Linked DNA regions of Homo sapiens: regions 2 and 3 are each linked to region 1. A link is a contact called in ENCODE Hi-C or POLR2A ChIA-PET data. All regions are on one chromosome and are shown on one strand. The core of a region is the stretch at or near the end of the contact, and the rest is flanking DNA. Distances in the headings are between cores, read along the strand shown. Region 1 holds the start of ABCG1 (ATP binding cassette subfamily G member 1). Region 2 holds the start of UMODL1-AS1 (UMODL1 antisense RNA 1). Region 3 has its middle 13 kb from the start of TFF2.

Region 1 (4,411 bases), core at 1,643-4,142:
TGGAATGCCAAAGAGACCCTGTTTGGATTGTTCCTGGCTGCTGTTCATGGGAATATTTTCCTGGGCGCTGAGCAGAGTGGCCTGTGATTGCAGTTTGAATCCTGGGCAGATAGAGATGCCTGTTTAGCTGGGGAGGGTCTGTAGCAGTCAGTAAGCCACCCACAGGCCGTGGTGAGCCGCATTCACTCCATTTCCACCAGGAACACAGAGACAGAAACTTTTTCTCCTAGCATTAGGAGGAAGTCAGGAAACAGGAGGAGGAGCCAGTCAGCAGCACAGTTAGCACGCAGCTGTCTGTCTTCTCTCTTTGGTTCACTGCTGCCAGCCTTGGTACCTGCCTAAGCATCCTAAGCACATAAGAGGAAAATGCACTGACCAAGAGCCCCCAAGGCGACTGCCCAGAAGAAAATACCAAAGGCATCATACCCTGAACTGAGCCAGAGACCAGACCGCACTTGAGGGGTCACTTGGAATCCCAGAACACCTCCAAATACCACCCTCCCACTGGACGCATTTGCCACCCCTTGTATGCCCACCGAACTCAGGGGCTCCAGCATGTTCCCCCGAGTGCCTGGCTCACCCCCAAGTACCTCCTTTGACTCACAGCTCAGAGGGTCCACACCAGGATGGACCCCAGGGCAGGGAGGTGAAGGAAAAGCAAAGCTTAAGATCCTGGTATCTCTGAAGGGCTCTTTGTTTATGACTTGGCCAGAATTTATTTTATTTTTAATTTATTTTTCTTTTAACCCTACAGCCCCCAGAATTCCCAGGTGGTCTCTCATTCAAGGACTAGCCGGGGCCTAACTCTGCTTAGCTTCTACCATCAGATTATTGCTTTCAGGGTGGGACAGCTGTGCATGAATAGAAATGTTTAAACTTTTTTTAAAGTACCCAGTTTTCAGAGAGGAAAATAATTTTCAAAATAAAATAATGTTCTCCAAAACAATGAGCCCAGCCGTTACTGTCTCCACGTGATAACAAGACAGTTGAGCTCCGGGGGCATATTATCAAATGATAATATAACATTTTTTAAAAACTTGGTATTAAAAATCTGTACCTTAAAACATCGGATTCATTATTTTTCCACATGTCCATTATAGGAAAACCCACACCAAGCCACCTTTGCAGCTCTAGAAGGAATTCAAGAGTTAACTAGCATCTAATACAAGATCTATAACTTTCTCTACCTGCAACTAACATCAATAACCTCCTTAATTTTCCATGGTCAACCTCATTTAGAAATCCTAATAGATGAACAAGTGCAAAAGGCAGAATTCCCAAGTGTTGCCCAAAGATTCAACCAGAGAAAAGCAAGTGTCACCGGGAGGGAAACGGCTTTTCCGTTTTGTTCACTGCCTCTTCTACGTAGAAGCCACGCAGGGAAGGCAGGGCAGCCCAGAGAGGCGAGTCAGCCTGCGGGTCTCCCGCTCGGGCTCTCCCCTCCTCCACCCACCGCCTGGCCATGTCTGCGGCCCCATTCTATCGTTTACACAAAATCATTATATAATGAGCTGGCGAGGCTCCGTATGTTCTACAGTAACCTGTTTGGAATCATAGGATGCAGTTGTCACAGCGGAGCATGCGCAGAAACCTGGCTATTTTTTTTTTTTCTCTTGAGCTCAAGGCAAGAGGTAACTGTCGGTCAAATCCTGCTGAGCCCTGCTGACTTCAAATACAGGATGCTAAAAATGAAATACAGGGGAGGGGCGGGGTGAGCCCCGGAGCGTGCCATGCACTGTGGGCTTACAGCCTCGGGGAAGTAATATCAGGGTAGTAACTACACAGATACACGGCGTGGAATACGGAAGACTTTCCATTTGTACTTTAGCTACCTCTACGATGTTGGTGTGCTGGGCGTAGACATGAAGGGCGCTAGGATAAGGTGAGGTGGGTGGCTGGGGGCCTGATGATTGGTTTGTTGTTTGTTCCTAATGCCAGAAAACCAGAAAGGGAGATTCCTGACCACCCCTGGAAACAGCACTTACAGTAACTGTGTCCAGCAGTGAACTCGCCGACACCCCGCCATCCCTCTCCGGAGCTCGGGGAAGTGAAATGCGCATCCCTGTCCCCACCGCGTCTCTCTCTCCGGCGCGCGCAGAAAGGCGGCCGGCAGGAATCCGGGCTTGCCCCTCGCGGGTCTCCCCGGGCCTTCGCCGCCGCCTCCCCGAGTGGGTCCGGGAGAGGGTGTCCCCGGGAGTGCAGTCGCAGGCTCCGGCTCTCTGGGGGCAGCTTCCTCTTTTGTTCCCCCAGACCTTGCCTGGCGTTCCTGGGGATGGCGCGAGAAGTCCCCGGTCCCCAAGCCCACAGCCGCGCGCGCGGGGCTCCCCTTCTTCAAGTCCCCTCTTCCCTCCGGCCCAAGCTGCGGCCCCTCCCCAGTCCCCAGTGCGCTCCGGGTCCCCAGCTCCCCACGCCCCCCGCCCAGAAGCCATCAGGTCAAGGCCATCGGTCCAACTTGTAGGGCAACTCGCTGCCCCCGCCCCACTCCCGGCCCCTCCACCTAGTCCGTGCTCTCTGCCGGTGCAAGGGGCATCCCGAGGCTCCAGGTGGCCCTGGCGGAGGGGCAGGGGCAGCGATCGGAGCCGGGCGCCACTCTAGGGTGCCCTGGGTCAGCGCCCAGAGGACGCGCTCCTGGGAGGGGTGTCAGGTCGAGCTTGCGAGTCTTTGTGTGTTTCCTGCTCTCCTTGAAAATAAAACCGTTCCCGGCGGACGAAGGATGCGCTCACTCACCATGGCGGTGCCGACCGAGAAAGCGGCCATCAGACAGGCCATGCCCCGGGGGCGGCGGCGGCGGCGGCGGCGGCGGCGGCGGGGACGAGGCTTGAGCTGCGGGGCCGAGGCTGCGCTGGCTCCCGGCTCAGCCGCTGCGCGGGGTGCGGGCTGCGCTTGGGCTCCGGCTGGGATCCGGCTCCGGCTCTGGTTCCAGCGCGCCCGACCCCGCCCCGAGCGCGCGATTGGCCGGCACCAAGGGGGCGGGCGGGCCGGCAGGTGCGCGTGCTCTTGTTTTGCTCCTGCTGGGGGCGGCGGACCAGGACCCCTGAAGTGCAGGTTCCGGGAGCGGCCCGAGCCGAGGCCTCGCAGGCGGCATGGGAACCCCCTGCCACCCCGGAAACCCCGGGTCCCGAACTCGCGGGGGCTGGGCCAGCACGGGTGAGGCTGCGGGGACACCGGACAGACGCCGGGGTTCCCAGGCTCGGAAATCCACTGCCTCCAAGCCTCAAGCGGCTGTGTGATGGGGTCGAAGAGGGGGCGTCCAGGGAGGGAGAGTGAGGGCCAGGGGGCTTCTTTCTTGCTGCTGCTTCTTCCCTTCCCGCCCACCCCACCCCGACGGTGTTGGGCAGCTCTCTGCCAGGTAGGAGCTTGAGGACTAAAGAAGAGATAACCACTCCAACGCCCCCAACAGCACCGGTGTGGGGTGACCCCTGGCAGTGAGGCATCGTGTGCACTCACACATGTGACATTGCTGTGCGCCAGCCATGGTGCTAAGTGCTGGGTTACAAAGGGGTGCTGAGTGAAGATGCCCAGGCCTCTGCCCTCTGTTCACCCCCGAACAAAAAAAGAAAAGCCTCATTTTCTGCAGACAGAGGTGTTTCCAGAGCCATGTTCATGGAACTGTATAAGGAATAACACCAGGGCACACTCCCATGTGGCCCCAGGCTGGAATATCAGATGGTCCAGCATCTCTAAAGCCCTTATTATATATAAGTGGGGCCATTTCCTGGTATCCATGGTGACAAGGAATTCTTTACTCCCAGTCTCAGGCCCTAATGCTTTTGTTCAGTTGTTTGCATGTTGGGACGAAAAACAGGAATGCATTTCTTTTCATTTCCAGCACACCTGGGTCCCCCCTCCCAACCACACCTCAGATGAGCCAGGTCTCTCTCTTTCTCCTCACCTAGAAAGGAGGCACAGCTTTTTATGCCAGGCAGGTGGACTTCACACCCACAGGTCAGATGACTGTAACCAAATTCAGCCGCTCAAATCGAAGGAGAGAAAGGAGACACGGTTATGAGTTTAAGTGGGAGGCCTTGCCTTTGTCTGAATGGTGTTGTCTCAAGAGTCATCCAGCCGGGCGCAGTGGCTCACACCTGTAATCCCACCACTTTGGGAGGTCAGGAGATCGAGACCATCCTGGCTAACATGATGAAACCCCGTCTCTACTAAAAATACAAAAAATTAGCTAGGTGTGGTGGCGGGCACCTGTAGTCCCAGCTACTATGTAGGCTGAGGCAGGAGAATGGCATGAACCTGGGAGGCGGAGCTTGCAGTGAGCCGAGATTGAGCCACTGCACTCCAGCCGGGGTGACAGAGTGAGACTCCGTCTCAAAAAAAAAAAAAAAAAAAAAAAAAAAAAAGAGTAGATCCATTACCTTGATTTTACACTTGGCTGAAATGAGGAAATCTGACTGCTGTG
Region 2 (4,014 bases), core at 549-3,048, 110 kb after region 1:
AAGCCAGTGGCTGGGCGCCTCTGCCACGCCTGTGTCCGGGCCGACATTGCTAATCAGTCACTGCATTTTAGGTCCCTACGTGGCCTCCTCCTGCTGCTCAATTCAGCATCCCAGGTATCCCCGACCCACTCATCAGAACTGGTCCACAGAAAAGACTGGGGGCCGATACAGCAGGACTAGAGCTCAGCGGCCCCCATCGGGCCTCTCTGCAGCTTCTCTGGGCTTCCACACTGTCTCGGGCTCCAGGCCACACCCTCTCGGGCTCCAGGCCACTGGGGAAGGAATCCCTCGACCCCGGGCTGCATCCTGACTTCTGTGGGCCCAAGGAACTTGGCCTTCATGGACCCCTGCACCCCTCCACTTAACAATCTATCAAAAATTACATTTTATAATGGCATTTAGATAGAGATGAGTGTAATCCAAGCTAGATTCATTGTTTTATGTATATTTACTATCCTTCTATTAATTTCTTTCTTCTGATTTTAAAATAAATTGAAATGAAAACATTTCTGTAGGCCCCTAACATTACCATAGGTCCTCAGCCCTGTGCCTATGGAGAATTGGGCTTTGCCCCACCCCCAGATTCTCGGGCAGGGGGTCTTCCCAGAGTCGGCAGGGGGGTCGACACGTACCCTCACAGGCCCGGCCTGCGCGGGAGGGGGTGGCGTCCCTGGTGGTACGGCACTGGCAGGTGTAGGAGCCCTCCAGGTTGATGCACCAGGCAGCCGGTGAGCAGTCGTGTTCCGCGCTGTCCACACACTCGTCCCAGTCTGCCAGGGGGAGACACAATCAAAACCCATGAGAAAACAGCCAAAGAGTGATCAGAAGACAGACCCATGCTGGAAGGAGTCCTTCCTAGCCGTCTTTGCAGTGAACGGCCGGGAGCAGGGGCATTTTGGGGCATCCGTCCAACACTCTCATGACAACCTTACGGCCTGCCTGTGCCCACCTTCACATTGGTTGGCTTATTTGGGGGCAAAGATTAGGAAATGTTCATTCCTTAAATATTAGCACCCATGGGTGTGCATGTAGCCCTCTCTTCTTTATTCTGTTTCCACACCCAAAACTTGAAATGTTTTCTCCTCTCTCTTTGATGTGCCAACATTCTCCAATACTTAGTGTCTCAACCAAGAAATAGGAAAGTAACTGAGCCAGGGGTGGGGACACAGCTGAGTATAACGTGAACTTTCCGCATGGGGGGTGGGGGTCCAGCGGAGTATAACACCAGCTTTCCACGCCGGGGGTGGGGGTCCAGCGGAGTATAACACCAGCTTTCCACGCCGGGGGTGGGGGCCAGTGGAGTATAACATGAGCTTTCCACACCGGGGGTGGGGGTCCAGCTGAGCATAACACCAGCTTTACATGCCAGGAGTGGGGGTCAGCCTGAGTATAACATGGACTTCTCTCGTGGGGGGGGTGGGGGTCAGCCTGAGTACAACATGAACTTCCCACGCCGGGGGTGGGGTCCAGCGGAGTACAACATGAACTTCCCGCGCCATATTCTAGAGCACCCGGGTGTCTCCACAGGTATGTCCCTCCTCCTGTGCCCAAAGACTTGTGATGTCATGTCACCGGGGGGCCCGCCTGAGGGGAATGAAGGTGAGGACAAGGACAATGTAGCTCCCATGGGGTGGCTGAGCCGAGGTCGTCAGGGCCAGGCCCTGCTGGAGGTGACAGTGCCTTCTGCGCGTGCTTCTGTAGAGCTGCGGGTGGAGGTGCTCGGGAACGAACCCACACCCGGCATGCCAGAGAAGTTCCAATTCAGGTGGAATTTAAGCCACGATGCAGGACCAGTTCAGTTCTGGGCAAAGAAAACCCTGCTGCTGAGTGCTCTGAGGCTCGTTTTGTGGGTTTTTTTCTGTTGTGCTTCCTGCGGTCTCCACAGAAGCAGCTTCCCTGGAGAACAGCAAGCTCGTCAGCTGCCACAACAGCTATGCCACCACCCTAGCATGGCCTGGGGGCTGCCTTGCCATCAGAACACTGCTGGTGCCAACCCACACCTCTTCCTGGGGTGCTACTCAACCTCCAGCCTACAGGTAACTCTCCTGGGGGTGCTCCGGGTTGGGGTTGGAGCCTAGGCTGGCTGGGCTGCAGTCCACGGAGGACAGCAGAGGCACCAGGCAAGACGCTGGCTCAAACCACCAAGCACCTGATGTCTATTTTGGGGCGTGGTGATTCACCTAATCTTCACTCCTCCGTCCCCCCAGACAGCTCCCAAGCGAGCTCAGAGGAAGGCGCTGACAGCTGTATTTAGTCTTGCATTAAGCCTTGAGGCTTGCCGGCCCTCCAGTTCAGAGGAAGAGGCAGGTGTGGGAGCAGGAAGAGCTGCCAGTGAGCCTCTGCACCCTCCCGGGCTGGCCAGGCGAGGGCGCAGAGCCAGCGAGAGCCCAGGGCAGGACGCTGCACACTGCTCCCACTGGCCCCGCAGCTGGGACAAGGGCTGAGCCCTCTCCTGGAGCAATGGGGGCAGCTGCTTCAGAGACTCCCAGCCCAGGTGCCCCTCCTGAGCTGGCCCCACCCAGAACAACAAGCTGGAGAGGGTCCAGGAGCAGGTACAGACCCCAGATCTCCTGGGCCACCCTGTCCCAGCAAGGTGCAGGCTCCTCAGTTGGACCATGAGCTGTCTTTCAGGGCCCAGGGCGTCCTCCAGAAGTGATGCCCCTCGGACTCTCCTGGGGGCGTGTGTCAGATTCACACTGGGAGAAAGAGGGCACAGAGCACCTCATCCTAATGCCACCGCAAATGGACGCTGGACAAATAGCGGTACCCGTGAACCTAAGGAAAGGAAGCAGCCTGCAGTAGGTTAGCCTGGCCAGCAGGTGAGGGGGATGGTGACAGCCCTAGGCCAGGATCCTCACTCACGGCCCTTCTCTCACTCTGCAGAGGGGATGGAAAGGGCTCGCGCAGTGGCGAGGCGGGTGGGAGCAGGCAGCAAACTGGAAGCTTTGGGGAGCTCAGCTCCACCTACTCTGGCCCCAGGAAAAGCGGCGTTGATTCCAGAGCCCCAGAAGACCCACAAGGCCTCTTACGCAGAAGGATGCCGGTGGGAGTCCTGCTCCTCTGGCTAAGGTCGGTGCAGAGGGTTCACAGCGGTGCCTCATAGAAGCCCAGTGATGACCCTCACTCTAGAACAAATGCACACTGTATGAGAATCTCTCCTGAGAGCAGATGTTGGGAAAGAGAAGGAATAGGGGCCGTGCTGTTAGGAGCAAGAGATTGAATGGAAATGATGTGAGGGGTTCAAAAAGGAGCCCCGTGAGGCGGAAGGACCAGTGGGAACCCAGGGGTTGCTAGGAGACCTTCCTAGATGAGCTCTCATCCAAGATATGAAAGTTAATCCTGGAAGAGTTAGCCCTGAACGCTGGAGGGGCCATCAGAAATGCACTGTCGCCATGCACAGGCACTGGGCTAAACCCACACAGGCATTGTGCCTTAATTTACTCCATCGCCATAGGAGGTGGGATGTTGCTGTAATCTCATTCCACAGATGAGTATACTGAGGCCCAGGGAGAGGAAGTCATTTGTGCAGCATCCCACAGTGAGTGAGTGTCAGAGCTGGGATTCCAACCCGTTCCGCCTCACTCTAACCTCTTCCTATGGGGCAAAGTGAGCAGGAGGTTTGGCCGCCGCTGTGAGGGTGCAACTCATAGGCGCGGGGGGCGGCTCAGCCTCCAGGCCTCCCAGCACATGGTACGTACCTCCTGGGGAAAGACCGAACACATGGCCACCTACACAGCCCACCGTGACTGGCGCAGGAAACCCCAGGCCCCGGGATGGACGGCCTAAGGGTAAAGATAAGGTCACGACAACCTGACCCCTCCACGGGCGAACAGCGCCTCATCTATCGGGGTTGGGACATGTGGACGCACCGGCAGGGAGTGCTCCTGAATGACTGAGGAATGCTCTAGTTGTGCCAACAACATTATTTCTAGGTGGACCACAGCGCAAATACCTTTTCTTCTTCAGAGGAGCTCTTTTTGTGTTTTCGTTTCTTGTTTTTTTTGCCGAGTAATA
Region 3 (4,585 bases), core at 368-2,867, 120 kb before region 1:
ACATTAGTTCACAGTATGGGTTGAGGCAAGAAGGCCTTGTGTGGCTGGGCATGGTGGCTCATGCCAGTAATCCCAGCACTTTGGGAGGCTGGGGCGGGCGGATCACAAGGCCAGGAGATCGAGACCATCCTGGCTAACACGATGAAACCCTGTCTTTACTAAAAATACAAAAGTTAGCCAGGTGTGGTGGCAGGCACCTGTAATCCCAGCTACTCTGGAGGCCAAGCCAGGAGAATTGCTTGAACCTGGGTGGTGGAGGTAGAGGTTGTGGTGAGCTGCGAGCGCACATTTGCGCTCCAGCCTGGGCGAAAAGAGCAAGACTCCATCTCAAAAATAAAAAAGGCCTTGTGTGACTTCAGTTGGGAATATGCATGTCTGTGACTCAAATTTGTCACCACTTTGTACGTTTCTGCAAACGACCTTGAAAGCACCCCAAGTATTGATTTAGGGTCACCAATAAATTTTAGTGAGTAGGCGAATTTGCAAATAGAGAATATGTAATGGGAATAGACTGCATATTCATTACATGCATTTTATATTCATTATCTATAGTTTGGAGTTGTGGTACACGCATGAATATCTCTAGCTATTGCTTCAGGGGCCAGCCCCAGTGTGATGTCCCCCTCAACCCACCCTGCCTTAGAAGCCCAATCTGACCCCCACCATGGGATGCTGGGCAGTTAACTGGAGTCAGGGGGCTGCAATGAGGGTGTGTGAATCAGATCTCAAAAATATCTATCGCACTTCGGCTCTACAGCGATTTCTCTCTCAGGGTCACTGTGTGACCTTGGACAAGTTACGTAGACTTTTTGACCCTAGTTTTACTCATATGCTAAGTACAGATATTCATAACATCTTCCCTTCTGGGTTTGTGGTGAGGCTTCATGAGTTGAATTAGGATGTGCTTAGAGCTGTTCTTGCTATGATTGTTCATACATGCACATCCTCATATCCTAGGCCCATTCTTCCGGGAAGACACACGTGGTCCTGGTTGTCTCACAGTGACTGTCCCAGTGGCGGGCACCCGGCCATCAGACCCTCAGCATTCCACCTGCTCACACAGGAGGGCCAATGCCTACCAAGCCCCTCCATAAGCACATCGGGGTTCCTCTCCCAGGGGCTCTTCCATGGTTGCCTACCTCTGCCTCACCTGCCTGTGGCCCTGGCTAATGCTGTGGTCCTGACACATAGCTATCCCCACCCCAAGCTGGAACTCTGCTATTGTACCTCTCCCAGAAACCCCTGGGGGCCTGCCCTTGCCAGTGAAATAGGCAGGCGTGTTGCCTTCCCTCTTGCTGCACTTTGCTGGGTGGGCCACGGCAAGGATGCCTGAGCCTTGGGGCCCCCAGGCGTGGAGCAAGCAGCCGTTTCTTCCTTGTGGAAGCAGCGTGGACACTGCAACCCATGAGGCCACCATTTCAGGGCCATGCATGCAGGAATATATACAGCGTGTGTCTTCTGGGTCTGCAGCCACTCGGCACTGGCTGGGAGGGAGCAGCCCCACCTTCCTCCAGCTAGTGGAGGGACCAGGCCACAGGGAGGTGCAGCCTGGCCACTGCGCCCTCTCAGTAACTAGCAGCAGCCCAGGGGCCTCCAGACAGGCTGGGCAAGGACTGGTTCCCATGTGCAGGACCACAGCTCCCTGACAGCCTCTGTCTCCTCTGACGCCCCATCTGTCCCTCCAGCATCTGTCCCGCCCCACCGGCCTATTCCCCGAGTCAGCCCATCTCTGCAACAGAGCTTCCCCCACCTCAGCCCCCTCTCAGGTCTGTGTAAAGAGTGGTGGGAGGTTTTCAGCACTTTCCTGGGAACTTTCTCAGCTTCCAGGGAAACCAGGGGAGGGAGGAGTAGCCCCACTCCCGCTGAAGGGCTCTGATCTCAGCTCCTGCCAGGCCTCCAGCAGCGCGGACACGGATGAGCTGACACCATCGCAGGACGGCCGCCAGTTTTCCACAGGGCCCAGTGGCTGCAGCCTCTGTGTTTGTTTTCTGTGATCCAAAGACTGCTCAGCACTTAATAATTGTTTGACTTAATGTGGCGCAACCAGAAATGTGGCTTAGAGGAAGGAAGGGCCCTCTATTCAACCTTCCGAGCGCACAGGGCTCATTAAGGTGTTTTCCCCTAAAGAACCCTACAGGCTAATGATGCTCCACAGCGCCCTCTGCTATCCATGCTGGGGACAGACTCTCAGCCTTCCTGCAGCCCAATGGGCAAGTGGGTTCGGCTTCGGCATCTGACAACACGCAGCTTCCTGATGTCCAGAGAGAGATCTCAGTGCCTATCACACGTTGCAAATTGCCCCGTCATTTCATCAGTTCACTGTGTTCACATTAGTAACGCTGATGATGGCAATGCTCATGCCTTGAGATTTTTTTAAAAATTAGTTTCTCGGAGGTATAATTCACATACAATAAAACTCACCCATTTTAAATGAATCAGTTCATTGAGTTTTGACAAATGTATACAACTGTGTAAACACTACCACAATCAAGATGTAGAACATTCATTCCCTCCAAGAAAATCCCGTCGTGCCCTTTGCTGTCAATAGCCTCTCCCTAGCGCCAGAAAACCAAGAATCTGTGTTTTTTTGCTTTAGTTTCATTTCTTCTAGAATTTCAAGTAAGTTTAATCACACAGTGCAGACAGTGCACAGTCTTTGAAGTCTGTTTTCTTTCACACAGCACACAGCTTTCTTTGAGATTCTTCCAGGTTGTTGCACAGAAGGGTGGTTCGTTCCTTTTCATTGCTGAGTAGTATTCCACAGCAGGATACACTGCAATATGCTTACCTATTTACCAGGTGATGACATCTGGATTATTCCCAGCTTTTTACTATTATGGGTAAAGTTACTATGAACAATTATGCACATGTATGTGAAGGGATTTGGGTAAATGCTTGAGGAAATGCCTTTTTTCTTGGAAGTGTAGCTATGAGTGGATTTCTGGATAGTACGGTGTTATGTTTAACTTCATAAGAATCTGAAAAAATTGTTTTCCAAGGATTGAGCCATTTTGTCTCCCCAGCCACAATGGAGGAGATTTGCAAATGCTTACTACATCCTTGGTTTACTAGTCTTTTACATTTTAGCCATTGTGGTGTGTGGAATGTGATATCCTGTTTTCATTTTAATTTACATTTCACTAGTAACTAAGGATGTTGAACATCTTTTCATGAGCTTATTTTTCACACATCTTCTCAGGTAAAGTATCTGTCTAAATCTTCAACACTTTTTAACTCAGGTGTCTTTTTCTTCTTTGTAATGAGTTGTAAAATTCTTTATATATTCTGCATACAAGTCCTTTACTAGATATATTTTGTGCAAATATTTTCTCCTAGTCTGTGACTTACCTTTTCGTTCATTTCCTTAAGAATATTTTTCAAAGAGAAAATATCTTTAATTTTGATGAAATCTAGTTTTTCTCATTTTTCTTTTATGATTCAAACTTTATGTTTCCTACCTAGAAATCTCTGCCTAATTCAAGGCCACGGACGTGTTCTATTATATTCTCTTCTAGGAGTTTTATAACTTTGGTGCTTATACTTTTGTCTATGACACATTTTCAGTTCACATTTTTGTATAAATTTGTGCATTTTCCTTTGTTTTTAAGTGTCTGAAACAATTTTTGCAGCATTGGGACTGTTAGGTACTTGAAGCTTGGCTAGAATTTCCCTGTGAGATTATCTGGACATGGAGATTCTTACGGCTTTTTTTTCTGGGAATCCCGAAAGAACCAGCCCTTCAAGGTGGATCCCGGGGAGCCAACTGGGGCTAAATTCAAAATAGAGCCGTGTGGCCATTTGCTGACTAGACGTCACACACGTACTCTGCATTCCTGGAAACCCACATGTTTGCTTCGTTCTGGGACATTCATAGCTGCTCCTGTTCACTCCTGTATCAACGGCTACTGGAAAGCCTCCCCTCGGCCCCTGGAGCTCACCAGGAGAATGTGGCCCACATCTACCAATCAGAACTAAACAAGCGTCAACTAACCACAGCTAAGCAAGTTTGCATCCCCTATTTGCATAGCAGACGAGAGTGGGAACCCAGAGGGAGCTTTCTCTTTAAAAGACAACCCCTCTCTTTGTTGTCTCAGATTGCACCTTTGTTTTGTACCGAAGGGGGTGTCTCCCTGGTTTGCAAAATGTTTACTGGAATAAAGTCTCTTTCTTTTTTAAAAAAATAAGCAAAATCCTGTTTAATGATTTTGTTGACAGCTCCTTGATAACGTTTTCCATTTCTTCTACGGTTTATTTCAGCCCTATGTCTCTATTGGACCCATTTTGTTAAACTGTTATTTTCCTAGGAACTTACGCGTTTCATCTAGATATTAAAAATTAGTTGCATAAAGTTATTCAGGGTAGCCTCTTACCGTTTTTAAAGACTCTTCTGTTTCAATAGTTGTTTCCTTCATTGTCAATTCTTATTCTGGATATTTGTGGATCCTTTTTTCATTTTTTTTATTGGGTTAGCCAGTGGTTTGCATATTTTGTTTAATTTTTAAAAATAACTGGGATTGAATTTGTGAAAAAGAATTCCACTCTTTTTCTCTTCTGTACTTCATTGATTTCTTTCCCTTTGCTTTCT

Evidence for each region. A loop is a pair of places that touch in the nucleus more often than their neighbours do. ChIA-PET counts read pairs that join two places held with the same protein, here RNA polymerase II (POLR2A). Pooled maps may share reads with other maps.
Region 2: a loop to region 1 is called in a pooled map, with 2.1 times the contacts of the local background. The contact joins the promoter of UMODL1-AS1 here to the promoter of ABCG1 in region 1. A Hi-C loop is called at or near these places in 1 of 168 maps with a recorded cell type or tissue (gastrocnemius medialis) and 2 of 50 pooled maps.
Region 3: a loop to region 1 is called in a pooled map, with 2.3 times the contacts of the local background. The contact joins the enhancer-like site here to the promoter of ABCG1 in region 1. A Hi-C loop is called at or near these places in 6 of 50 pooled maps. POLR2A ChIA-PET finds 5 or more read pairs at or near these places in 3 of 52 experiments (WTC11 and activated naive CD8-positive, alpha-beta T cell).

What each region holds. Positions count from the first base shown.
Region 1 is chr21:42,217,621-42,222,031 of GRCh38, reverse strand. It overlaps ABCG1 (ATP binding cassette subfamily G member 1), which reads right to left and starts at 2,892. Exons shown (of 15, transcript NM_016818.3): 1 at 2,728-2,892. The coding sequence starts at 2,769. It overlaps LOC105372814 (a long non-coding RNA gene), which reads left to right and starts at 1,762. Exons shown (of 3, transcript XR_937748.4): 1 at 1,762-1,882. It also overlaps the pseudogene RNA5SP492. RefSeq lists an enhancer at 1,452-1,983 and a silencer at 2,914-3,183.
Region 2 is chr21:42,106,318-42,110,331 of GRCh38, reverse strand. It overlaps UMODL1-AS1 (UMODL1 antisense RNA 1), which reads left to right and starts at 1,798. Exons shown (of 2, transcript NR_027243.1): 1 at 1,798-2,036. It overlaps UMODL1 (uromodulin like 1), which reads right to left. Exons shown (of 23, transcript NM_001004416.3): 10 at 633-770. RefSeq lists a silencer at 2,259-2,553 and an enhancer at 2,530-2,649.
Region 3 is chr21:42,335,599-42,340,183 of GRCh38, reverse strand. No RefSeq gene overlaps it. Among named protein-coding and RNA genes, the nearest start is that of TFF2, 13 kb to the left of the region's middle. RefSeq lists enhancers at 996-1,125, 1,631-2,326, 3,805-4,306. Within about 2 kb of position 1,617, at least 11 of the 41 ENCODE cell types and tissues checked have a DNase peak (open chromatin) inside an H3K27ac peak, as active enhancers do.